4 separate regions of the Homo sapiens genome follow, and all the other regions are linked to region 3. Evidence: chromatin contacts called from ENCODE Hi-C or POLR2A ChIA-PET data. All regions are on one chromosome and are shown on one strand. The core of a region is the stretch at or near the end of the contact, and the rest is flanking DNA. Distances in the headings are between cores, read along the strand shown. Region 1 holds the start of KNL1 (kinetochore scaffold 1). Region 2 holds the start of RAD51 (RAD51 recombinase). Region 3 holds the start of SERF2 (small EDRK-rich factor 2). Region 4 holds the start of RPUSD2 (RNA pseudouridine synthase domain containing 2).

The links. A loop is a pair of places that touch in the nucleus more often than their neighbours do. ChIA-PET counts read pairs that join two places held with the same protein, here RNA polymerase II (POLR2A). Pooled maps may share reads with other maps.
Region 1: a loop to region 3 is called in a pooled map, with 8 times the contacts of the local background. The contact joins the promoter of KNL1 here to the promoter of SERF2 in region 3. A Hi-C loop is called at or near these places in 1 of 168 maps with a recorded cell type or tissue (naive thymus-derived CD4-positive, alpha-beta T cell) and 7 of 50 pooled maps. POLR2A ChIA-PET finds 5 or more read pairs at or near these places in 1 of 52 experiments (GM12878).
Region 2: a loop to region 3 is called in a pooled map, with 7 times the contacts of the local background. The contact joins the promoter of RAD51 here to the promoter of SERF2 in region 3. A Hi-C loop is called at or near these places in 1 of 50 pooled maps. POLR2A ChIA-PET finds 5 or more read pairs at or near these places in 2 of 52 experiments (OCI-LY7 and Panc1).
Region 4: a pooled map shows a loop between it and region 3 (13-fold over the local background). The contact joins the promoter of RPUSD2 here to the promoter of SERF2 in region 3. A Hi-C loop is called at or near these places in 5 of 50 pooled maps. POLR2A ChIA-PET finds 5 or more read pairs at or near these places in 2 of 52 experiments (GM12878 and T-cell).

The regions. Positions count from the first base shown.
Region 1 is chr15:40,592,711-40,599,465 of GRCh38, reverse strand. KNL1 (kinetochore scaffold 1) reads right to left here and starts at 5,217. Exons shown (of 26, transcript NM_144508.5): 1 at 5,074-5,217. TRS-GCT4-2 (tRNA-Ser (anticodon GCT) 4-2) reads left to right here and starts at 5,560; the gene lies at 5,560-5,641. RefSeq lists enhancers at 4,738-5,057, 5,278-5,497 and a silencer at 5,618-5,667.
Region 2 is chr15:40,693,254-40,699,012 of GRCh38, reverse strand. RAD51 (RAD51 recombinase) reads right to left here and starts at 3,839. Exons shown (of 10, transcript NM_002875.5): 1 at 3,588-3,839; 2 at 168-256. The coding sequence starts at 254. It overlaps RAD51-AS1 (RAD51 antisense RNA 1), which reads left to right and starts at 3,908. Exons shown (of 2, transcript NR_040058.1): 1 at 3,908-4,001; 2 at 4,218-5,279. RefSeq lists enhancers at 2,398-2,994, 2,995-3,592, 3,630-3,689, 4,160-4,309, 4,190-4,787 and 1 more.
Region 3 is chr15:43,790,808-43,797,135 of GRCh38, reverse strand. SERF2 (small EDRK-rich factor 2) reads right to left here and starts at 4,816. Exons shown (of 3, transcript NM_001018108.4): 1 at 4,753-4,816; 2 at 4,053-4,161; 3 at 1,057-3,426. The coding sequence starts at 4,759. The coding sequence ends at 3,363. It overlaps SERF2-C15ORF63 (SERF2-C15orf63 readthrough), which reads right to left and starts at 5,160. Exons shown (of 6, transcript NR_037673.1): 1 at 4,753-5,160; 2 at 4,053-4,161. It overlaps SERINC4 (serine incorporator 4), which reads left to right. Exons shown (of 12, transcript NM_001258031.2): 7 at 196-291; 8 at 394-520; 9 at 909-981; 10 at 1,400-1,448; 11 at 1,595-1,748; 12 at 1,923-2,974. The coding sequence ends at 2,136. It overlaps MIR1282 (microRNA 1282), which reads left to right and starts at 3,377; the gene lies at 3,377-3,477. RefSeq lists enhancers at 1,092-1,591, 1,592-2,093, 2,815-3,668, 4,004-4,333, 4,122-5,321 and a silencer at 5,054-5,133.
Region 4 is chr15:40,566,619-40,573,346 of GRCh38, reverse strand. It overlaps RPUSD2 (RNA pseudouridine synthase domain containing 2), which reads right to left and starts at 4,048. Exons shown (of 3, transcript NM_152260.3): 1 at 3,404-4,048; 2 at 1,447-1,743. The coding sequence starts at 4,009. RefSeq lists enhancers at 3,417-3,466, 3,216-3,715, 3,777-4,106 and a silencer at 5,951-6,130.

The sequences.
Region 1 (6,755 bases), core at 3,968-6,467, 3.2 Mb after region 3:
GCTGCAGTGAGCAGAGATCAAACCACTGCACTCCAGCCTGGGCAACAGAGAAAGACCCTGTCTCGGGGGGTGGGGGAGGATGCTTAATGAATTTTAACATCCTTTCCTGTTTAAAAAAACAAAACAAAACAAAACTTTTTTTTTTTTTTTTTTGAGGCAGAATCTTGCTCTGTGACCCAGGCTGGAGTGCAGTGACGCAATTTTGGCTCACTGCAACCTCTGCCTCCCGGGTTCATGCCTCCCAAGTAGCCTCCCTAGTAGCTGGGACTATAGGCACCCGCCACCATGCTCAGCTAATTTTTTGAAAAATACTCTTTTTTTAAAGCTATAGTTGTTTAAAAAAAATTTTTTTTTTCAAATGGGCCAGGCATGGTGGCTCATGCCTGTAATCCCAGCACTCTGGGAAGTCAAGGTGGGAGGACTGCTTGACTCCAGGAGTTTGACAGCAGCCTGGGCAACATAGTGAGATCTTGTCTCTACTAAAAATAAAAATAATTAACCAGGTATGGTAGCACATGCCTGTAGTCCCAGCTACTTGGGAGGGTGAGGCAGGAGGATAGCTTGAGCCTGGAAGGTAGGTGGTGCAGTGAGCCGTGATCACGCCACTAGACTCCAGCCTGGGCAACAGAGCTAGACCCTGTCTCGAAAACAAATTTAAAAAAATTTCTTTTTAATACAGCAAACGAGAAATAGAAGGTAAGTTAACAGTATATATTCAAAAAACTAATAGGAAAGATCAACTTAATAGTTAAACTTTGAAAACTTTCCAAGATCCAAAAAGTATGACAGCCATTTACTTCTATTCAATCCAACATCTAATTCGATTTCCAATATATATCCCCAATATCCCCAACCCACTCATTTTTTTGTTTTTTTTGGGGGGCCGGAGGGGGCAGGGAGACAGGGTCTTGCTCTGTTGTCCAGGCTGGAGTGCAGTGGTGTGATCTAGGCTTACTGCAGTCTCAAACTCTTAGGCTCAAGTAATCCTCAAGCCTCTTGAGGAGCTGGGGTTACAGGCACCTGCCACCATTCCTGGCTAATTTTTTTATTTTTATTTTTTGTAGAGCTGGAGTCTACTAGGCTGCCCAGGCTTGTCATGAGCTCCTGGCCTCAAGCAATCCTTCCAGCTCTGCTCCCAAAGTGTTGGGATTACCGGTATAAGCCAGCAGGCCCAGCCTCAATAAACATTTGCTGAATGAGTAATTAAGAAACAATTATTTGACCACCAACTCGCATATTTTTTCTCCTTTGGAAATATTTTCTTTTTTTTTCTTTTTCTTTTTTTTTTTTTGAGACGGAGTTTCCCTCTTGTTGCCCAGGCTAGAGAGCAATGGTGCCATCTCAGCTCACCACAACATCCCCATCCTGGGTTCAAGTGATTCTCCTTCCTGCCTCACCCGCCAGAGTAGCTGGGATTCCAGGCGCCTGCCACCACGCCCAGCTAATTTTTGTACTTTTAGTAGAGACGGGTTTTCACCATGTTGGTCAGGCTGGTCTCGAACTCTTCACCTAGTGATCTGCCCGCCTCGGCCTCCCAAAGTGCTGGGATGACAGGCGTGAGCCACCGCGCCCAGGGGAAATATTTTCAAATTCAGTGCACATGTTCAAAATTCACAGATAATAACTACTATCAACTCAAGATCACCTAAATATCTTTGTTGTTTAAAACAGTCATTAAGCATAATTCCTGTCCAATCTGTAGACCAATCAGTTAGCAATTAACTGATAAAATTCAAACTTACTGAAGTCCCCCTTTTAAAATATTCTGTAACTGTTAAGTTCCACTTTCAACACAAATAGGAGACTCCAGACTCACAAGTTAAGCCTCATTTATAAAACACTGGTACGGCCAAACTCTTGATTATTGACACATTAAGTTACTGGTTCCCGGGGCCTGGTGCGATGGCTCAAGCCTGTAATCTCAGCACTTTGGGAGGCCGAGGTGGGTGGATCACTTGAGGCCAGGAGTTCAAGACCAGCCTGGACAACATGGTGAAACCTCTGTCTCTACTAAAATTACAAAAAAATTAGCAGGGCAAAAAAATTAGCTAGGCATGGAAGCGTGTTCCTGTAATCCCAGGTACTTGGGAGGCTGAAGCAGGAGAATCCCCTGAACCCAGGAGGTAGAGATTGCAGTGAACTGAGATGGCACCACTGCATTCTGGCCTGGGCAACACAGTGAGTGAGACTCTGTCTCGAAAAGAAAAAAAAACAAAAAAGTTACTGATTCCAAACTGTGTACCTGGCACCCAAGGGTGCTGCAGCATACTCACAATGGTGTCCTGGGATATTTAAAAATTTTGAGAGATGCACAGCAGTTCTGAACACCTGTCAGGTACTGTGTGAACTACTAGATCAAAACAGTACATTTGCATTACATTAGTTTTAATAACATCACTGTAAAGATAAACTGTTTGCAGTTGCTGTGATAAAAAGCAAGTACCTTTTTTTTTTTTTTTTTTTTTGAGATGGAGTTTCACTCTTGTTGCCCAGGCTGGAGTACAATGGCGCAATCTTGGCTCACTGCAACCTCTGCCTCCCAGGTTCAAGTGATTCTCCTGCCTCAGCCTCCCAAGTAGCTGGGATTACAGGCATGCGCCACCACGCTTGGCTAATTTTGTATTTTTAGTAGAGACGCAGTTTCTGCATGTTGGTCAGGCTGGTCTCAAACTCCTGATCTCAGGTGATCTGCCTGCCTCGGCCTCCCAAAGTGCTGGGATTACAGGTGTGAGCCACCGTGCCCGGCCCAAAAGCAAGTATTTTTTATTAAAGTACTACAGGAAATGAGGGTGACAGGGTATAAACTGATTCCAAAGTTTCAGAAGTTGTGCAGTGTCCAACAGGCACAGATATCCAATCAGTAAGTGTGATTATTTAATAATAAAATTTTGGCCAGGCACAGTGGCTCACACCTGTAATCCCAGGACTTTGGGAGGCCAAGGCAGGCGGATCCCGAGGTCAAGAGTTCGAGACCAGCCTGGCCAACGTGGTGAAACCCCGTGTCTACTTAAAAATATAAAAATTGGCTGCGCATGGTGGCGGGTGCCTATAATCCCAGTTACTGCGGAAGCTGAGGCAGGAGAATCATTTGAACCCAGGAGGCGGAGGCTGCAGTGAGCCAAGATAGCACCACTGCACTCCAGCCTGGGTGACAGAGCGAGACTCCGTCTCACAAAAAAGAATAAATAAATAAATAAAATTTAAAATATCATATTTTCCTTCAATTTCTGTATTTTTTTAAATGGCTACTAAGTTTGGGACATATATACTTAATGTTTGGACCCAACCACTGTACTCAATAAATAGACTGTTAGGTATTTCTTTGATCTCAGGGTGCCATGCATCAAGAAAATTTGGGAACCACTACTCTAAATAATCCGTAGGTCCTCAAACAGCGACTGAGCCCAATTAGCCTTTGAGCTAAGAGTGTTTTTTTACCCTTTTAATGGATTGTAGAAAACAAGGCAAGCAATAACAACTAAACAAAGAATATGTGACAAAGACCATGTAGCCTGCAAAGCCTGAAATATTTACTATCTGGCTCTTTGCCCACTCCTACATTTATACGACCGATATCTAGAGTTAGTATTTTCCGGGATTGTAGGAGGATAAGAGTGAAATGACAGAGACTCTAGACCTGTGCTGTCCAATATAGTAGTTATTTACATTTAAATTAATGAAAATAAAATAAAATTTAATAATCAGTTCTTTGGTCACAATAATGACATTTCAAGTGCTCCATAGTCCCATGTCGCTAATGGGTAGTATGTTGGAGTGCACATATAAAACATTACCATTTTCACAGGAAGCCCTGTTGGACAGCACTGCTTTACTGGCAATATCTAGAGTCAGTATCTTTTACAGTCTATTATTTAACATCGAACACATCATTAATACTACCATTCCAAACATTTTAATTCAATTTACATGTATTTATCATCTTGTAAAGATTTCCAGCCATTCGCAAAGTCAAGAATTATACTGCTTTGACCCTAACCTTTAATTACCAAAATTTTACCACATATTAACTCCCATCTGTAAATCATCTCTCCAACCAACGTCCACCTCAAATGCGGTCTTCTCCACAAATCCATCACCAAAAGCATCAAATAAGCTCTCCCTTTTCCGTGCTCCCACACCACTTTAGAATGTCCTATAATCTTTTACATTCTGTCTTGTATTCTAGTTATTTGTGTATATTAGTTATTTCCCTTTGTAAACCCCTCTAGGTTTGGGAATCATCTGTCCCCGGCCCTATCACAGGATAAGGAACCCAATAAATATCTACAGGATTCGACGGAAGTGAAAACATCAATTTTAATATCTAGACTGGAATAAGCTTCTGCTTTGGTCTTCATCCACATCCTTTATCTGTTAATGCCTATTAAACCTATCTGTAAAATTCCAATCGGCAATACTTTTTCCTCCCTCAAACTTGAGTATTTAAATAAACGTGAAGAATAAGGGCTTAAATCCTGAGGAATAATGAACAGAAGAGGATTTTTAAAAACTAATTTGCGCAGTACTAATATTGACTTCATTTGTTAAGGTTATTATACTTGCAGAAAACGAAAAATCTGTTACGTGCGGCCAGCACTCCGAGCAGACACCTTAAACCACGAAGAGCTGAGAATTTTAAAATCACTCATTGCTGTCACTTCATTTAGAGCCAAAAAAAGCTTAAGTGAGAAATACAAACAGCCGAGAGGTCCCTAGGGAAGAGCGGCAGGGGTGCAAGAAGAGTCCGCGAGCCCTGACAGAGGACGGCAGGGCGGGGCGGAAGAGGACGCCAAGAGAGCGACGGACAAGCAACCCGAGCCGGGTGGCCGGAGGGGCCGAGGTGCAGGCGGAGAAGTGTTAGGGAAGCGGGAGGCGGCACAACGTACAGGCCGAGGAGGGGAAAAAGGGCACAGTGTGCCCGGCCCGGGGCAGGGGCGTCTACTCGGCCCGGCGCTAACGGAGGCCGCCAGGCTGAGGGAGCGTACCCTACCTCCCACCGCAGGAACTTCAGGGCGCCCAGACAAAACCCGAAGCCTTCCCTGAAGCCCAGAACGAAAGAGTCATTCTCTTTACCTGCCGCGGCAAACCTCCTCGACAAATTTTGCGCAGACTTGTTTGGGGTCCACACGCTCTGAGTTTCCTTAGAGCGGAAACAGACAGCCGCCTCTAGCAGTCCGCTCACAACGCCCGGCTCGCCTCAGTGAAGTATTCAAATCTAACCGCCTAGGTGATGCGCACGCGCAAAGCGGCTCTACGCGTCGGCTCCGCCCCTTAGGTTCCAGACCAACCCTATTTCTAAGACTCCTTTAGGGAAACTACTTTCCCAGACTCCGTGCCAATTTTATTTCCTTCAGCTTTATCTCTTTTTCGACCGAATTTCCTCTGCCCCTCCCCAGTGGAGACCTCCCCCACAATCGTGGGAGCGGCCATCTTCTTTCGATTGCTTGCTATGGAAGTGATTGGACTTTGGCTTCCGTACAAAATGGCGGCTTCCATAACATTGCGTCACAGCCCCTTGATATTACTCCCTATAGCAATCAGGAAACAGTAACTTACCGGGACGAGGTGGCCGAGTGGTTAAGGCGATGGACTGCTAATCCATTGTGCTCTGCACGCGTGGGTTCGAATCCCATCCTCGTCGATGTGGTGGCTTACTTTTGCTTGTAACCAAAGTAAATTTGCAGAGCAGAATAAATTTTTTAATAACCAAAGTAAATTTGCAGAGCAGAATAAATTTTTTAATAACCAAAGTAAATTTGCAGAGCGGAAAAACTTGAATACTTATTATTTATTACTCAATTAATCTGGCACCATCAGTTTCAGGCCTGAAATGTTGAAATACAGTATTTGGAACGTTCTGACATCACAGATAAAGAAAAGGGAGGGAAAGAGACTTTCCAGGAATCAGAAATCATGCTGGATTTAATTTCTTTTTATATGGAGTTAACAACAGTGAATAGAATTCCACAATTATTACCATCCCATATGTTCCAATGCTGCTCTGTTCCAACTTTAACACAGCTCCTAACTGAGGAGTTTCAATTATTGTAGACTGTTACTCTGGGGTTTTTAACACCTGTCCTGATTATGAGATACCAGGTTTCACTTCAAAAGCTACCATGAGACACTTTATCCGGTATTTATTATCTACAGGCACCACATGTTTTACATGAATTACATCACTATAACCCTTGATCATGACAAATATTTTTATTACTCCATTTTACAGATGAGGAGACTGAAAGATTAGCTTGCCCGAGGTTATACAGCTTCTAAATTGAAGAAAGGAGAGTGTAACCCAAATCTACTAGACGCTGGCTTAATCACCCTTCTAATCTGTGCTGTAGATTAATAATTAGTATTTATCAATCCTACACTGTGCTGTAGATTAATAATCAGTATTTATCAATCTTTTGCAGTCATGGTTTACAGATTGTCTCCTCCACAAGGCTGTCTGCATTGCACCATGCTCCACAACACGGCCTCTGGCAGGTGCTTCAGCAAGGTTTGGGCACTGAGTATGGAAAGCAGTGGCCCCATTCTCTGCTGGCTCCAGTGGCTTCTTTCTGTTACAGATCCAAATCCGTTGGGAATGTTGATACCTCCTTGGGCTCAGGACATTGAGTCACCCTTCCTTAGCCTTGCTCTCCAATGCATTCTCTACCCTGCTGCTAGGAAGGGTTTCTGCTGGGTTCCACGCATTTCCAAGGGGTCCATGGATAGAATTCAGTGGGTTATTTGGTTCAGAAAAAGAT
Region 2 (5,759 bases), core at 2,590-5,089, 3.1 Mb after region 3:
AGCAATGATCTGCAGCCTTTCCACAGGATTATTGACAACACTTCTGAAAAGTCTAATTTGGGTCTTGACCTTGGTAGTAAACCTATATTTTATGTAAAGGTTGTAATACCTTCCACTAGGTAGAAGAATCTAGTATATAATTCCAAAATTAGCAACTAACCACATACCTCTAACCGTGAAATGGGTTGTGGGCCAAAGCTTTCTTCTTCCACTGAAGTATCTGCATTTGCTTCAAGCTGCATCTGCATTGCCATTACTGAAAAATACAAATGCTTATCAGTATAAACACTAGAGAAATAAGGTGCATCTCTCTCCCCATCTTCTATCTAGCTAGTCGTATCAAAAAGACTTTAGGAAAAGCCAAGGCCATTCTCTTATTGTGCCTCTCTGTTCTCCTGCTTTATATTCCTTCAGTGTAGGGGCCAAGTTTTACTTATTTTTATATACCCCATTATACATTATAAATGTGTTTGCAGACAAATACTGCATGATCTCACTCATATGTAGAATCTAAAAAAGTTGATCTTGGCGGGGCGCGGTGGCTCATGCCTGTGATCCCAGCACTTTGGGAGGCCGAGGCGGGCAGATCACCAGGTCAGGAGATCAAGACCATCCCGGCCAACATGCGAAACCCCGTCCCTACTAAAAATACAAATATTAGCAGGGTGTGGTGGCACACGCCTGTAGTCCCAGCTACTCGGGAGGCTGAGGCAGGTAAATGGCTTCAACCCGGAAGACAGAGATCGCAGTGAGCCGAGATCGTGCCACTGTACTCCAGCCTCATGACAGAGTGAGACTGTGTCTCAAAAAAAAAAACAAAAAAAAAAAAGTTCATCTCATACAAGGAACAAATAGAACAGTGGTAACCAGAGACTGAGGAGAATGCAGCTGTTGCAGGGGGCGGCAGGAAGGAGAGAGGTTGGTCAACAGGCACAAAGTTTCAGTTAGATAGGAGGAATAAGTTCTAGGGTTCTATTTCACAGTAGGGTGACTACAGTAAACACTAATGTAATGTATACTTCAAAATAGCCAGAAGCGAGTATTTTGAATGTTCTCATCACAAAGAGAAATGACAAGTGTTTAAGTGAACTGATGGATATGCTGATTACCCTGATTTGATCATTCATTATACAATGTATATATGTATTGAAATATCATCTTGGGCCAGGTGGAGTGGCTCACGCCTGTAATCCCAGCACTTTGGGAGGCCAAGGCGGGTGGATCACCAGGTCAGGAGATCGAGACCATCCTGGCTAACATGGTGAAACCCTGTCTCTACTAAAAAATACAAAAAATTAGCTGGGCGTGGTGGCAGGCTGAGACAGGAGAATGGCGTGAACCCAGGAGGCGGAGCTTGCAGTGAGCCAAGATCGCGCCACTGCACTCCAGCCTGGGCGACAGAGTGAGACTCCGTCTCAAAAAAAAAAAAAAAAAAAAAGAAATATCATCTTGTATCTCATAAATATGTACAATCGTCTGTCAAAAACAAAGTAACACTTATTATTTTCACAACCTTGGGACAGAAAAAGATTTCTTGAAACTGGATGCATAACGCACTAGCCAAAAAGGAAAAGACTGAAAACTGAACTACATTTAAATTCAGCACTTCTACTGGGCACTGTGGCTCACGTCTGCAATCCCAGCACTTTGGGAGGCCAAGGCGGGCAGATCACCTAAGTTCAGGAGTTCAAGACCAGCCTGACCAACATGGAGAAATCCTGTCTCTATTAAAGAAAAATACAAAATTAGCTGGGCGTGGTGGCACATGCCTGTAATCCCAGCTACTCGGGAGGCTGAGGCAGGAGAATCGCTTGAACCCGGGAGGCGGAGGTTGCGGTGAGCCAAGATTGTGCCATTGCACTCCAGCCTGGGCAACAAGAGCCAAACTCTGTCTCAAAAGGAAAAATAAATAAATAAATAAATAATAAAAAAATAAATTCAGCACTTCTATTCATCAAAGGACACCACTAAGAGAGTGACAAGTCAAACCACAGTAGAGAAAACATTTAGCACAAACATAACTGAGGGCTGATAACCAGTATATAAAGAACTTCACATCAGTAAGAAAAAGATAATAGAAAAATAGGCAAGAGATTTGAACAAGCACATCACAGAAGATATCAAAATGGGCAAAAACATATGAACAGATGTCCAACATCATTATTAATCAGGAAAATTAAAATCACATTAAGACATTACTGTGTAACCAGCAGAATAGTTAAAATCAAAAAGGCTGAAAAATATCGTGTTGGCAAGCATGTGAAACAACGAAACACTCAACACTCCTGATGTATTTTTATATAAAATTCAAAAACAAGCAACATTAGTTCATCTCATTAGAAACCAGTATAGCAGTTACCACTGTAAAAAGGGGAAAATATTAAATACTACACAGGAAGGCTTCTGAGGACCATTCTATTAAGTGGTGATTACATAGGTGTATATTCATTTTGTCTTGCTCTATCGCCCAGGTTGGAGTGCAGTGGCCTGATCACAGCTCACTGCAGCTTATACCTCCCAGGCTAGATCCTCCCTTCTCAGCCTCCTGAATAGCTGGGCCTACAGGTGCACGCCACCATGCCTAGCTAATTTTTCCTATTTGTAGAGATGCGGGTCTCACTATCTTGACCAGGCTGTTCTCGAACTCTTGGGCTCAATCGTCCTCCCGCCTCCACTTCCCAAAGTGCTGGGACTACAGACGTGAGACACGACGCCCGGCCAGTATATTTTGTAATAATTCACGGAGTTGTATACAGTTGTGAATGTGAATTTTTCTACATGTATATTACATTGCGCTTTAGAAGTTAAAAACAAACAAACAAACAAAAAAACAGGGGCCAGGCGCTGTGGCTCACGGCTGTAATCCCAGCACTTTGGGAGGCAGAGGCGGGTGGATAACCTGAGGTCAGAAGTTCGAGACCAGCCTGACCAACATGGTGAAACCCCGTCTCTACTAAAAATACAAAAATCAGCCTGGCGGCGTGGTGGTGGGGGCCTGTAATCCCAGCTCCTCGGGAGGCTGAGGTAGGAGAATCGCTTGAATCCGGGAGGCGGAGGTTGCAGTGAGCCGAGATCGCGCCACTACACTCCAGCCTGGGCGGAAGAGCGAGACTCCATCTCAAAAAAAAAGTTTTAAGAAAACCAAACCTCACTTCAGATCATTCTCTAGGCATCATGTGAATGGTTTTCCGCATTAGATGATGAAAACACTGTTTTGGCAATCGGAGATTGGTACTTTCTAAGCACGGTGTAATGGAAAGACAGATCAGGAATCCGGAAGCCCTGGCTGTGATATTAAACAGCTGTGGCTACACCGCTCTGATCTCGGACTTCTCGCTCGAACCCATAAAATAGGTGTTGCCTATAAAGGCTCTAATGTTTCTCCCCTAGTTCTAAAGACTGAGGTCCACTTGTGTTTTCGCCCCAGCAGCTGAGGGTCGGTCGGGCGCGGACACGCCCTGCCACGTCCGGGTTTCACACTGCGCGCGGAGGCCCCAACTGCCGCTGAGCACTGGACCGGCCAGGACGCAGGTGGGCGAGGACGAGCCGCGGCTCTGGAGGGCCCAGCCTGCGCCTCACACACTCACCTCGGTCCGCAGCGCTCCTCTCTCCAGCAGGCCCCGCGCTCCGACTTCACCCCGCGGGCGTGGCACGCGCCCGACCCGCACGGCCCCCAACGCCCCTGGCTTACGCTCCACTTCTCTACTCGCTTGCCCCAGCCTTCTGCGCACAACCCAGATGAGTTGCAGTTCCCAGCTGCACGCCTCGGGAAGCGCCGCACTCTCCTTAGGGCTCGGTCTCTGGCCGCTGCGCGCGGTCCGCCAGCGGCTTTCAGAATTCCCGCCAAACCCTCTCGCCCAGGGTCACGCCCGCGTCGACGTAACGTATCCCCGCCTCCCGGATCCGCCTTCTCCCCGCTTCCGCCCTGCGCGCTAACCCAAGACGGGAGCTCGAGAGCTTGATCCTGCGCGAGTTTACAGACTGCCCTCTTCCCTTTTTGCGTAAGGACTAATTCAAACTTTATGCCGGGGGCGGTGGCTCACGCGTGTAGTCCCAGCTGCTCGGGAGGCCGAGGCGAGAGTATCGTCTGAGCCTAGGAGTTCGAGGCTAACCACGGCAACGCCCCTACTCCTACCCCAGTCCCTCGCGGGTGGGGCGAGGGATTTCAGGGGGCGGTGGGGGAAGACTTAACCGAGTTGCCGTCTTCTGTTTACCAGATCGAAGACCACGACTCCCAAGAGGTAATGCGTCGGCCCGGGACTACATCTCCCGGCATGCATCGCCGGCGGGTCCGCGAGTTCTCACCATCGCAGCTGGACTATTAGCGGGGGCCCTAGCGCTCTTGTGGTTTGTTTCGGCAGTATCTGAATGTCAGCTTTTGGCACTTCTGGTCGCTCTGAGCCTCCTACTCGCATTCCTGGAGCAAGGTGCTTTCCAGGCCTCATGGAGGTGGAGGAGCTGAGGAAGCTCGAGAAGATGGATAGAAGTGGGAAATGGAGCTAGCGTACGGGAGAGGGAAATGGCTGGAATATTCGTCAATCTGTGGTGCTTTACTGGAGATTTGCAGGAGTTCAGAGGAAGGGGGCATTGAATTTCATAACCTAAACCGTATCGTGGTTTACCAGAAAGTTTTGACCCGTGATTCCGGTTTTAAAGGCTGAGTAGGGCCGGGCGCGGTGGTTCACGCCAGTAATCCCAGCAGTTTAGGAGGCCAAGGCAGGCGGATCACCTGAGGTCAGGGGTTGGAGATAAACCTGGCCAACGTGGTGAAACCTCGTCTTTAGTAAAAAATACAAAAATTAGCCAGGTTTTGTGGCACATGCCTGTAATCCTAGCTACTCGAAAGGCTGAGGCATGAGAATCGCTTGAACTCAGGAGGAGGTTGCAGCCAACCGAGATCTCGCCGCTGTACTCCAGCCTGGGCGACAGAGCGAGACTGTGTCAAAACAACACCACAAGCTAGCTGAGTAGGGATTCTTGGGCGAAGTGGAAGACATTATAAGCAAATAGGGTAGTATGGGCATGGAAACGAACTACATGATTAAAGATTAGTATTATCTGGCGAGGGAGGAAAAGTGCCAGAGCAAGTGCCGAAACTGGAAGGTTACATTTAGTTCAGGATATGAAGATCATATAAGGCCTGCACGGTGGCTCACACCTGTAATCCCAGCACTTTGGGAAGCCAAGGTGGGGGAGGATCGCTTGAGCTCAGGAGTTGGAGACCAGCCTGGGCAACATAGTGGGACCCCATATCTCAAAAAAAAAAAAAAAAAAAATAAGCTGGGCGTGGTGGCTTGTGCCTGTGGTCTCAGCTATCCCGGAGGCTGAGGTGGGAGGACTGCTTGAGCTCAGGACGTCAAGGCTGCAGTGAGCTATGATGGGCCACTGCACTCCAGCCTGGGCTACAGAGTGAGACCTTGTCTCAAAAGACAAGCGACAACAACAAAACATGTAAGGAGAGGCCAGGCGCGGTGGCTCAAGCCTGTAATCCCAGAACTTTGGGAGGCCAAGGTGGGCGGATCACGAGGTCAGGAGTTCAAGACCAGCCTGGCCAAGATGGCAAAACCCCATCTCTACTAAAACTACAAAAATTAGCCGGGCGTGGTGGTGCATGCCTGTAATCCCAGCTCTTTGGGAGGCTGAGGCAGAGAAGTGCTTGAACCCGGGAGGTGGAGGTTGCAGTGAGCGAGATCACGCCACTGCACTCCAGCCTGGGCAACAGAGCAAGACTCCGTCTCAAAAAAAAAAAAAAAGGTAAG
Region 3 (6,328 bases), core at 3,567-6,066:
TGTCCTACAGCATTCCAGGTTTTGGGGGCCTTAAAAGCATAGCAAGTTTCATTACCTCCCTAATCTCAATTATTTGATAAAAGAATCTCTGCTTCCCTATCCCCACCAAAGGATGGGGAGACAGAAGTACAAGTGGGGGTAGAAATGGAGGAAATTACCAGCCTGTAGACTAAAGCAATTATACTTACTCCCCAGAGCAACCCCGCTCTGGCCTCCTACAAGCTTCTGTCATCAGCTGCTATATCATGTATCTGACTTTCTCTGCACTGTCCAGCCGTCCTCCAGAGAGAGGTAAGGGACAGGACCTGGATTCTCCATGCTAAGACCTTTTTTTGCCCCTGCCAAATACCTAGCTCATTGTTAATACCCATCTCTTCTGTTGTCCCTTCCCAGTAATCCTTCAAGGACAGAATCACACCCTGTGCCTGCCTGGCCTGAGTAAAATGGAACCCCAAACACCAGATATCTCTCTAGCAATGCTGAGTGCTAGCATCATGTATGCTTGTGTGCTTTTTGCTTGGTGCGTAAAGGTGTCAAGGGTGGAGGTATGAAAGGAGGGTGCCCAAGACAGGGAAGGATGGTCAGGACAATGTCTGGGACCATTATTTAAAGTTTAGAGCAAGACTAGAGTGAGAAAAGCTCCCCACAAACAGGGACAAATTCTAAGAATAGTACTTTGTCAGATGATCTGTATGAGATGAAGGGGGTGGGGGGAATGACTTGAGAATTTAAAATATGTCCAAAGACCTTAGGGCTCTCACATGAATAGAATTCTAAATCTTTGGTGGAAAAGGGCACAGGGAGTATGGTACCCTTTTGAGGATTACCAGTATGGACCAATTGGTAGTAAATGCCCCCAGATAATCCCTATTTAACTAAACCAGCTTAAGAACTCTATTCTTTCTCAGCAATGAGGCCTCCTACCTGGCTGAGGTATTTGGACCCCTGTGGATTGTCAAGGTTTACAGCTATGAGTTTCAGGTGAGGATAAAGAGCTCCATATCCCCAACACCCTCCCTCCCCCACACAAAGACACACACACATCCTACCAACCTCTACCCAGAATGCTCAGATTATAGCTGCTGTTACCTTTTATTGAGTACCCACAATGTGCTAGGCAACTGTGCTAGATACTTTTACATAATCTCATTTAATTTAACCCTCACAACAACCCTGTGAGGTAGGTATTTGCTCCATTTTACAAATGGAGAAATCGAGGCACAAAAGATTAAACATCTTACCAAAGTCTGCACAGCCACTTATATGCTGGAGCTAGAATTTGAACCCAGGTGTGCCTCCACTTTTTAATACTAGACCAATCTTTTCACGGGGGAAGTTTCCTAGATTAACACCCTCACATCTTTTAAGACCATTCCAAAACCTGCGTTCTGTTTTGCAGAAGCCCTCACTGTGTTTCTGCTGCCCTGAAACAGTGGAGGCAGACAAAGGTGAGTGCCAAGTGAGGAACCATAAGAAGTGGTAGATCTCTGTGGAGTGCCATAAGAACCCTCAAGAGCCTTAACAAAGGTAGTTGGGGGAGAGGGGAAGAGGTGTTTCAGCAGCTCTGCTCCCAGCAGCCATTTCCTCTCTCCAGGGCAAAGGGGTGGGGCTGCGAGGCCAGCTGACCAAGAAACCCCTCCAGCTCCTCCAGTCCAAGTCCAGCATCTTTCCTACAACTATTCTGCCTTCCACTTCGTCTTCTTCCTTGCCTCACTCTATGTCATGGTTACCCTTACCAACTGGTTCAGGTAAGATGGAGTGGGCCTTAGATACTCTCCTGAAGAGCTAGCTATTTTAAGGAAAGAGCAATTCAAGGCCATTCCAGACACACATGGGTCTGCCATTATATTTGGTGAGGAGGTAGAACAGGTCTAAAAGCTAAGGCCCTTCATATTCTCTAACCAGAGCCTTTGGTTACACAGCTATGAGGGAGCAGAACTGGAAAAGACCTTCATCAAGGGTAGCTGGGCCACCTTCTGGGTCAAGGTTGCCTCATGCTGGGCCTGCGTACTCCTCTATCTGGGGCTGTTACTGGCACCACTCTGTTGGCCCCCCACCCAGAAACCCCAGCCCCTTATCTTGAGGCGCCGCCGCCACCGCATCATATCCCCAGATAACAAATATCCTCCAGTCTAAGTCCTTTTCACAAACTGGGGTTCCCCTGACATTGTACTCCTAGAGTTGGCTCAAGGGGAGCTGTCCAGCCCAGCTCAATACCTCAAGGACACACAGGGAGTTATCTCCGTTTGGGCTGAAGTCAATACTATGAACTGGAAGAAGTGGTCAAACACAGTCTAATGTGCTGGGCAGAGTGTCTGACTCACTGGAGCTACTGTTACATCTGCATCCCAGCTCAAGAGCCTAACACCCAAATCAGCAGCTCAAAGAACCACCGCTGATCCCAGCAGACAGTGTGGCACCAGCCCTTTCCTGGCTCTTGGGCTGGAAGTGGGGGTGGGGAAAGACCAACAGGGACTGAAGACTCGGCTCTGCCCTTGGAGAAAGGAAAATAAGGAGTTCAGCCCTGGGCACACGGATATAAGAAGCCCAGAACCACAGAACAAACCAGGGCATAGAAGAAAGGAGCACAGAGGCTACCCCAGGTTTTAATCCTGATTTTGAGGTCAAGGGAAGCGGGAAGACAAAACCACCCTCATTCCATGAGGAATGACAGAAGAGAAAGTGAACGCTTGACAGCAGCTGACCACGGGAAGTCGGTGAGCAGCAGGATTTTTTGGCCAACTTTCAAGCAGACGAACAAACTGAGGAAGAATGAGGAAAAGAGGCATAAACACAGATCTTGCAGCATTCACTCTTAGGCCAACTCCATCCTAGAGATGGTGTTCAAGGGTGGGGAACAAAAATCACAGAAAAGAAGTCTCTATGGTTCTTAGAGGATTCCTCTACTGCATATCCGGAGTACTTGTTTGGTTGTCATTGTATAATAAAGGCTTCTTCTGTGATGTTTCACTTATTAAGTCTACATACCCACAATCTGAATCTAAAGAGTTCTCCCTTTTTTGGTGGGAAAGGGCAGTCATTCTTCCAACCCCATCCCCCCAAGTCCCCAGTCAAACCAGGCGCTCAAGGAATTACAAAGCTACTTTTAATACTTTGGGGTGAGCCCCACAGGAATAAAAAACACTGGGAAGGGGTAACCCCCTCACCCCCGGGAGTGGCCCAGGGGGAGAGAGGCTACCTGAGGGGAAGGAAGCACAAAAGGGACCCGCTGCAGACTCAGGGCAAAGGGAATGCCATCGGTGCTGGGACCTGTGAGCACTACAGGAGGAAACGCGAGCGTGGTGGGACTGGCTCCAGGCACACAGGCGAAGGGCAAGAGGGTTGGACACGAAGCCACAAAGCTACTTGGGTTCCTCCTTCTTCTCGTTTGCCTTTTTCTGCTTCTGCTGCATGATCTCCGAGTCCCTGGGGGTAGAGATGATGGGGCACTGGGAGGTACCAGAGGGCAAAAAGGACAAGATGCAGGGGGATGAAGGGCACAAAGGATAAGATGGAAGTGGATGGGACTAAGTTCAGCGTTTGGCTGCTGTACTCCCACCCTAGGAGAACAAGAGGAAGAGAGCTGAGGCTCAAAAGGCGACCAGTCTCCATCTGGCTGTTGCCCAAGGGGTCAGAAGTCTGGTGACACAGGCCCAAGGGTCTCTATTCTGTATTGAGGACCACACCCAGCAACACCAGTGAGGAGGTTGGGAGAAGGGAGGAGAACCGAACAGCAAGGAGGGCCAAAAGTACTGGGCTGCCGTAACCACAACTGTATTTGAAATGTGAAGCTCCCTGCCCTTGCCCTTAAGGTCAGACCCAGGGACGCTCAGAAATCAGACTGAGGGCAGGCGCCCGCCCCCGTCCTTTCCTGTAAGGCTGTGAGCTAACAATTTGGAGGGTGGGGAGGAAATAAAACCCTAGAGGAAGCAATGCACTCTGCTCCTCACGACTAGTCCACATTCAAGCCCTGAGGTAGCTCTCTTTCCTTCTATAACCCTTGGTCTAACCCAGGTCTCCACCGTCCCTTTCCCTCCCCTCCCTGGGGCTACCTCTGCTTGCGGGCGGCAGCAGAAAGCCCGTCATCTCGGCGCTTTCCCTTAACCGAGTCGCTCTGCTTTTTCATATTCTTCTGGCGGGCGAGCTCACGCTGGTTACCGCCTAAGGAAAGAAAATTAAAGGTGAGACGCGGGGGCCGCTCTGCCCACACACCGGCGACCCTTCTACCCCAGCGCGGCCAGCAGCAGGATCCAACACCACTTCAATCTCCGGGCCCCGACAACGGCCCATCGAGGCCCAGGCTGCTTGGGGTAGGGGGGAGTGGCGAATCTGCCACGGGCCAGGTCAAAATACGGACTAGAGAAGGGAGGTCCCAAGGGGCCAGCTGGAGGCGTGTTTTGGGGCGGCGTGGGGCCCAAACAGCTGGCAAGGTGTGTGTGGACGGTTTGGGTCTCCGTGGGGGATGGGCTGGCTTGTGGAGTGGGGGCTCTGGGCCTATCACAGGGGCGCTGGCCTTCTCCTTACACCGCGGAAGATCCGGGAGGGCCTATGCCTAACCCGGGAGGGTGGTCCCGTGAAGTAGCCGTGGGCAAAGGGCTCGATTTCCGGGCACCGAGTGTGAGGGTGGCCACAGAGCGCGCCCAGAGAAACGCCTTGCTAGGGAAGCTACGGAAGGTCAAAGCCGGCGCCTCGCCGGTGGTGTTTAGGGTGAACGGAAAGAAAAGGGCAAGGAGAAGGGGGCTCGGTGCTCACGGGTCATGGCGACGGCAGCGGCTCCAACCTGCCTCCGTTACGTCCCCTCGTTCTGTCGGACGTTGCAGGTCCCGCCCCTTCTGGCAACGTAGCACAGTCGTTCCTTTCCTCCCCGCCCCTTCGCGCCCGGGAGCCGGCTCCCATTGGACAAGAAAAAGCACGTGGATCCACGGGTCGTGCTTGAGCCGGGGTGGGTAAGTGGCGGAGGGTCGCAGGCGGAGCGCTCAGCGTGGGGCGGGGCTTCCCGAGTGAGACGTAGGGACGGGCCTGGAGAAACTAGGCCGGGTCACGTGGGCAGGTTGGGGGTGGAGGGGTGCGGCTGGCGATGTGGCGCTCCCGCGGGCTCGAGCACGTGACCGTGCAGAGTGACCTCATGCGGGGACAGTTTGGGGTACTGACAAAGTCGCCCTGAAAGAACGCCCGTAGACAAGAGGGCGGGGTTTCAGCCAGTTCTGTGTTACGAGTACTCTACTACTAAACTTGTGCTTACTTAGGACCACCTCTCAGCCACTTATTTGGACACGAGTTGTTCACAGCTCGCTTAAAATCAAGTACAAACACAACTTCAGAAACCCGCTTCTACTCCCATTGTCCCCTTCCACGCCCCTTCACTGTAGAAAATCGCAGCAACATCTGGTATTTCCTAAAACTCTACCCTGTTCGTTTTCCCCCAGAAACTTTAAATGTGAACATGCAGCTTGGAAGTATTGGAGGACTCCAAAAGTCACAGACTATGGAGTTGGATCAGTGGCTGAGATTAGATAATTCACATATTCGCTTTTCCCCTCTGGAGCTTTTCTTACTGTACCATCGCCACCAGCCACCCGGTTTTGTATTAAGACCCTGGAGGGCCGGGCGTGGTGGCTCACGCCTGTAATCCCAGCACTTTGGGAGGCTGAGGTGGGCAGATCAGAAGGTCAGGAGTTCGAGACCAGCAGCCTGACCAACAATGGTGAAAACCCTAAAAATACAAAAAATTAGCCGGGCGTGGTGGCGCGCCTGTAATTCCAGCTACTTGGGAGGCTGAGGCAGGAGAATCGCTTGAACCCGGGAGGCGGAAGTTGCAGTGAGCCGAGATCGCGCCATTGCACTCCAGCCCAGGCGACAGTGCGAGATCCCGTCTAAAAAAAAAGTTAATAAGAATTAGCCGGGCGTGGTGGCGGGCGCCTGTAGTCCCAGCTACTCAGGAGGCTGAGGCAGGAGAATGGCGTGAACCCGGTAGATGGAGCTTGCAGTGAGCCGAGATCGCACCACTGCACTCTAGCCTGGGCGACAGAGCGAGACTGCATCTCAAAAAAAAAAGAGTTAATAAGAAAGGCTGGGCAAGGTGGCTCACGCCTGTAATCCCAGCACTTTGGGAGGCAGAGGCGGGTGGATCACGAGGTCAGGACATCGAGACCATCCTGGCTAACACGGTAAAACCCCGTCTCTACTAAAAATACAAAAAAAAAAAATAGCTGGGTGTGGTGGCAGGCGCCTGTAGTCCCAGCTACTTGAGAGGCTGAGGCCGGAGAACCGTGTGAACCCAGGAGCAGCAGCTTGCAGTGAGCCGAGATCACGCCACTGCCCTCCAGCC
Region 4 (6,728 bases), core at 2,799-5,298, 3.2 Mb after region 3:
TGAAATTAGAAAAGCATTTACCAGCTGGGTGAGGTGGCTCACGCCTGTAATCCCAGCACTTTGGGAAGCTGAGGTGGGTGGATCACCTGAGGTCGAAAGTTCGAGACCAGCCTGACCAACATGAAGAAACCCCGTCTCTACTAAAAAATACAAAATTAGCCAGGCGTGGTGGCGCATGCCAGTCATCCCAGCTACCTGGGAGGCTGAGGCAGGATAATTGCTTGAACCCAGGAGGCGGAGGTTGCAGTGAGCCAGGATCACACCATTGCACTCCAGACTGGGCAACAAGAGCGAAACTCCATCTCAAAAAAAAAAAAAAAAAAAAAGAAAAGAAAAGAAAAGCATTTACCTCATTGGGCTGTGATAAGCATTCAGTAAGTTAGGCTCTAATGTGCTTGATACTAAGCCTGGTATATAGCATGCACTCAATAAATGTATTATGATTCAGATCCAGAATTACAAGTCTCAGGACAACAATCATTACCATTAAACTCCTCTACCCAAGACTTTTCCAACTACATCTAGAATCTTTTCACCAAGCAGGCTCTCCCCATAATCTTAAAAGCCTTGCTCAGCCTGTCAGCACTTTATTTTCTTATGTTAATTTATTTCTTTGAGACGGAGTCTTGTTCTATAGCTCAGGCTGGAACGCAGTGACATGCTCATGGCTCACTGCAGCCTCAACCTCCCATGGCCAAGTGATCCTCCTATCTCAGCCTCCCAAGTAGCTGGGACTACAGGCATGTGCCACCATGCCAGGGTAAGTTTTTTTTTTTTTTTTTGAGACAGAGTCTCACTCTGTCACCCAGGCTGGAGTGCGGTGGCGCGATTCGGCTCACTGCAAGCTCCACCTCTTGGGTTCACACCATTCTCCTGCCTCAGCCTCCCGAGTAGCTGGGACTATAGGTGCCCGCCACCACGCCCAGCTAATTTTTTGTATTTTTTTTTAGTAGAGACGGGGTTTCACCGTGTTAGCCAGGATGACCTCGATCTCCTGACCTCGTGATCTGCCCGCCTCGGCCTCCCAAAGTGTTGGGATTACAGGCGTGAGCCACTGCGCCTGGCCTTTTTTTTTTTTTTTTGTAGAGATAGGGTCTCCCTATTTTGCCCAGGCTGGTCTCTACCTCCTGGGCTCAAGCTATCCTCCCACCTCAGCCTCCCAAAATGCTGGGATTACAGGTGTGAGCCTGGCCTTGTCAGCATTTTAAAGCTTCAAAATAGCAAACTACTAAGAGAGGCAGTGTATGCCATCTCTAAAGATTTTTTTGGAAACATATGAGATATCCTGCATTTGGCACTTTAGGTGTTGACCTGCCTTAAGGTAGGAAGGTAGGAAGGATGGCCAGATAAATATGAAGGACCACTTCGGAACTCCATGATGCCCTTTTGACACAGAGCATTCGTGAGCCCAAGAAGTGGCCTGTAGGAGACAAAAGCCTGACTCACCTGCCGGTCCCGAACCTGCTCGTGAATTCTCTCAGAGACTGCAGCTGTCTTGGCAAACATAAGCACCCCTGAGGTAAGGCGGTCAAGCCGATGCAAGGGGTGTAGCTCCTTGAGTTGGTGCTCCTTGCCTAGGATGAAGATAACTGTGTTGTGTCGGAAGCGGCCACAGGGGTGAACGGGAATGGAGGAAGGCTTGTCTACAACCACCACATCTTCGTTCTCAGCTAGCAGGCGAATGGGCTCTGCTGTGACTGGTGGCTCATGCCTGTGCACTGTGTTCCGCAAGAAATCATTGTCCTGTCAAAGACATAGGTAATAAGTCAGCCTAGGGACCGCAGCCTGTAATCAGTCAACTTCATATCCAGCTTCCCCTGTTCCTCACTGACATGGAAAAATGGTGAAAGCACATCTTGGGCTGAAAAAGCAGTGTGCAGAGTGTGATCTCATTTTGTAAAAATACAGACAGACACAGGCAGATAGCTGGCACTGAAAAAGTACTGGAAGGACATATGCAAAAATGTTAACTGTGTTATCTCTGGGTGGTTAGATTATGAATGTTTTTTGGCTTTGCTAATTGTATTTTCTCTACAATAAAGGTATTTAAAAGGTAAAATTTTTTAGCCGGGCGCAGTGGCTCACGCCTCTAATCCCAGCACTTTGGGAGGCTGAGGTGGGTGGATCACGAGATCAAGACCATCCTGGCTAACATGGTCAAACTCTGTCTCTACTAAAAATACAAAAATTAGCAGGCGTGGTGGCACATGCCTGTAATCCCAGCTACTTGGGAGACTGAGGCAGGAGAATCGCTTGAACCTGGGAGGCGGAGGTTGCAGTGAGCCGAGATCGCGCCACTACACGCCAGCCTGGGCAACAGAGCAAGACTCTGTCTCAAAAAAAAAAAAAATAAATAATCAAGGTAAAATTTTTTTAATGGAGGAAAAAACCTCCATAAATCATCACTTATTACGATCTTGAACAAACAAAACTAAGGCTTAAGTCCAGGGATATGGGCTCTAGACCAGGATTTGCCACAGGCTCGCTACATGCTCTTGGGCAAGTCATTTATCTTTTCTGGGTCTCTGCTTCCTGTGGAATGTGAGGGTTAGACCAGATCTGTGCTTTAGAAATTGGGATAGGAGAGGGAATTCGTCAATGTATGATATATTGACGCAAATCGATTGATCAATGGAACAAGTTACTCCAAAACCATCCATTCCCCAAATGCTGTAATCGCCTTTTCTCCACTCACAACCATGGTAAACTAGTGTTACTGAGAGGTAAACAGTGTTACTTCTGACAGGGGTGTCTGGTACCTCATAGATGTGATGGAATTTTAAAGGAGTCAAAGCACTGGGCTAAACAATTCTAGTCTCTATCCCTGACATCTCATAACTCTATGTTAAATAGTTTAAGTAGTAGTTATAGGAACATAGGCTTTGGTAGTGGCACTGTTGATAGCCTTACCCCTGTGAGTTTCCTTAGTTTCCTCAGAGGTAAAATGGAGTGGCAATACCTACTTCACAAGGCTGTCATTAGAATTAGTGGACATACAATGTTTAACTTTGTGCCCAGCACACAGTAAAGAGACATAAATGATAGCCCCTATTATTACTATTTGCACAGAGATCTACAACGCAGGGTAAAGTGATCAGTGCCCTTGCCACAAGACGGTGTTTAAAGGAATTATGAAAATTCCAACTTCTGTCCCTTGGAAACAAGGAAGCTGCCTTGAGGAAGAGGATAAACAGGCTGAGTCCTGAAGCACAGACACCCTGGCCACTTGCGGAGGTGGGAAACGGGCTAAAATAGTGTTCCAAATGAAAGCGAGAACGCTTTAGAATTGCCATGATTTTAATCCAGTACCTATGCTTTACTAAGACTAAAAAACAAAACAAAACAAAACAAAACCCGGCCCCTTTTCCTCGCCCGCTTCTGGCCAGCCCCATCAGGACTCCACCTTGAGCACGATGTTGAGGTCCTGCACCGGCTTCTCGTTGAGTTGCAGGCGGCCCGCCCGGACCGCGGCCTCATAGTAGGCCAGGGGCTGAGCTCGGAACTCGGTACTGAAGACGTGCAGCAAGCTGTGGCCCACCCAGCGACCTTTGCAGTAGGTCCGGAAGTCAAAGTAATAGGGCCGCACCTTACGCAGGCCGCCCTCGAAGTAATAACTGGTTTCTGCAAAGTGCTCATCTCCGAAGCTCACCCCGGTCCGCCGCTTCTTCGGGGGCGGCACGACACGCTCCCTGGTTGCGCCCCGCCGCTTCTTATGCTTGCCCGGGCCTGGGGCTGCAGCCGAGGGATGCTCCCCGCCTACTGGGGCCGGCTCCACTTCCCGGCCAGCCGGCTTCGGGGGCCCGGGGGACAGCTCAACCTTCGCGTCGCCACCAGCGTCACCGTTTTGCTGATGCGAAGCCCTCAGCCCGCCCTCTGTCCCAACCTGGGTAGACACTGTTTCTGCCATTGGGCCCTTATCGCCACTCCAAGTCCTGGTAAAGCTAGGGCGCCTAAGGTCGTAGCGCCAATGTCCAAGAACCCTGAGCCATCCGCGGCGGTCCAGCCACATAACCACGCTGCCCCCACTCCACTCCCAGGGTCGCGATCTGAGGACGTCACTCGGCCCCAGCGAATCAGGGAGGCCCAGTCCCGAGGCGGGGTCTGCGATAAGTGAGCGAATGAGTGAGCTGCTCGAATTAAATTAGGTGAATTGAGTGAGCTTAGAGATGAGAGACTGTAAATGTCTCACCAAAAGTGACCTTACTCAGACGTCTTCCTATTAGGGAGATACGACGTTATTTATAAAGGAAACCCTTGGAATTGCTCCGTGTAAAGGCCATGACAGGAGTAGGTCGTGTAAATTCCGAGTAGTCCCTTGGGTCTGAAGAAACGCTTGAAAGGAGCTTTATTTAAGACAAAACAAAAACTAACAACCAGAATAAAGATTGCTAAACTCTGCGAATATACTAAAACCCACTGTATTCTATATTTTAAAAGGGTCAATATTATAGTATGTGACTTGTATCTCAGTAAGATTGTTATATATGTATTTAAAACACACACAAGCACCCCAGAAGCAATGTGTTCACACCTGTGTTTCCCCCTAACAGCATGAGAAGGATTAGTGATCCCCATTCGCCTCCCACATGCTTCCATCCTGAGATTAAAACTGCAAATAGATCAGAGGATATATGGCGAGGGTTCTTAAGTGCAAAATAAACCAACTCTGGCTAATTTCATCAGAGATAGAATTATGGAAAGTATATTAGTGCCTCATAGAATTCACAAGACAACTGGAGACTAGGCTCAGAAAAAGGGCCAAATCAAGGGAAACCAAGCCTTTTGAGAGCCTGGCTTCAGACATGTCAGGGAAGAAACCCAGTTGGGATGCAGTAGACACAAGAAACTATGTTGTGCCAAAGGACTCTTTTTCCTGCAGCCCTGCCACCCCTTGGAGACCCCTAAATCTCCCTGTGTCTCTGTGTCCCTCTTCCAAGGTTAAGAGTCCTGCAGGGGAGGACTTCCATCAGCCAAACCTCATTGCTCTGAGCCCTCACTTCCAGGGTGCCTGGAGATGGAAGAATTTAACCCTCTTTTTTTTTTTTTTTTTTTTTTTTTTTGAGACGGAGTCTTGCTCTGTCGCCCAGGCTGGAGTGCAGTGGAGCGATTTCACCTCACTGCAACCTCCGCCTCCTGAGTTCAAGCCATTCTTCTGCCTCAGCCTCCTGAGTGGCTGGGACTACAGGCACGCACCACCACGCCTGGCTAATTTTTATATTATGAGTGCTGGGATTACAGGCGTAAGCCACCGCGCCCGGCCAAGAATCTAACCCTCTTTGGTATCCAGAGTGGGATTCTTCCAAATAAGGAGGCATTTCAATGTTAGTTTGCCAAAAAAAAAAAAAAAAAAAAGACAGTCTAATTCTTATCCTAGGCATTTGTATTCTGGAGAGGAGAAAGGGAAATCTTTTTTAGCTAAATTCCTTCTTCAAGTCATTAGTCTCACCAAACTAACTGAGGGACTGCAGCTGAGGTATCCACAGCTGCAGAACTCCATATGCTGAAAAGTCTGATTCCTGACTACCTCCAGAAATAAGAGGTAGAATTCTCCATTGATTGTGGGGTATGTTAGAACCAAACTACTTCACAGGAGGGACATCATCTCTCAAGTGCATCATTTCATTAAGATATTTACAGTGAAAGCAGAACCTTATCCAAAAGAAAAGTATGTATTCTTAGCTAGCCTCTTTGCTCCATAGGATTGGGGTGGGAGAATTAAATTAGTTAATTCAAGTAAAATACTTGGACTAGTGCCTGGCAAAACTGTGGAGACAGAAAACATAGCAGAATCTTGTTCCTCCTCCCCTTCTGACCTACTAAATGAGAATCTGCACTTTAACATGATCCTCAGGTGATTTTTCTGCATATTAAAGCTTGAGAAGCACTGGCATAGACCATGTAGAGTAGACATTTGTCATATTCTGTAAACATCCAGCATCTTCCGAACACCCTTCTTTTGGGTGGGGAATTTCTCACATTTCATTACTGCCCCCAAAAGGTAGAAGCCAGAGCCTTCCCACACTCTCTTGCAGCTTGGACATAGGCATTTGACCTGGGCTCTATCTCTTAGACAGAGGCTTTGGTTCAGAGGCACACAGCCGCGGAAGCAGGCTCAGTGTGAAATCCGTGTCTAACAAGGTAGCATTGGAGGCATCTAATCTGGGAGGCCAACAGTCGGGGAGGTTCTTGTGTCAAGTACCCAATCGACGAATAATGCCAGCTATAGATGTTCAGTGGCTGTGGGGTGTTCCCTGAGCAGTCTCTCAGTGAGATTCAGATACTGTCCCTGGCTGTATAGACCTAAAGCCTGACTCTCCACTCACCTTGAGGTTCTGTGAACTATGTAATATTCTCCAATCCTGTGCTATACAATAGGATCACCATTAGCCATGTGCTGTACAATAGCCACATGTGGCTAATTAAATTTAAATTAATTAAAATTTTAACAAGTTTTGAAACAAGATCTCACTCCCATCACCCAGGCTGGAGTGCAGTGGCACGATTTTGGCTCACTGCAGCCTTGACTTCCCAAACTGAAGTGATCCTCCCACCTCAGGCTCCCTAGTAGCTGAGACGACAGACATGTGCCACCATGACTGGCTAATTTTTTGTATTTTTAGTAGAGACGAGGTTTTGCCACATTGCCTAGGGTGGTCTCAAACTGGGCTCAAACAATCCATCCACCTTGGCCTCCCAAAGTGTTAGGATTACAGGCCGGATGTGGTGGC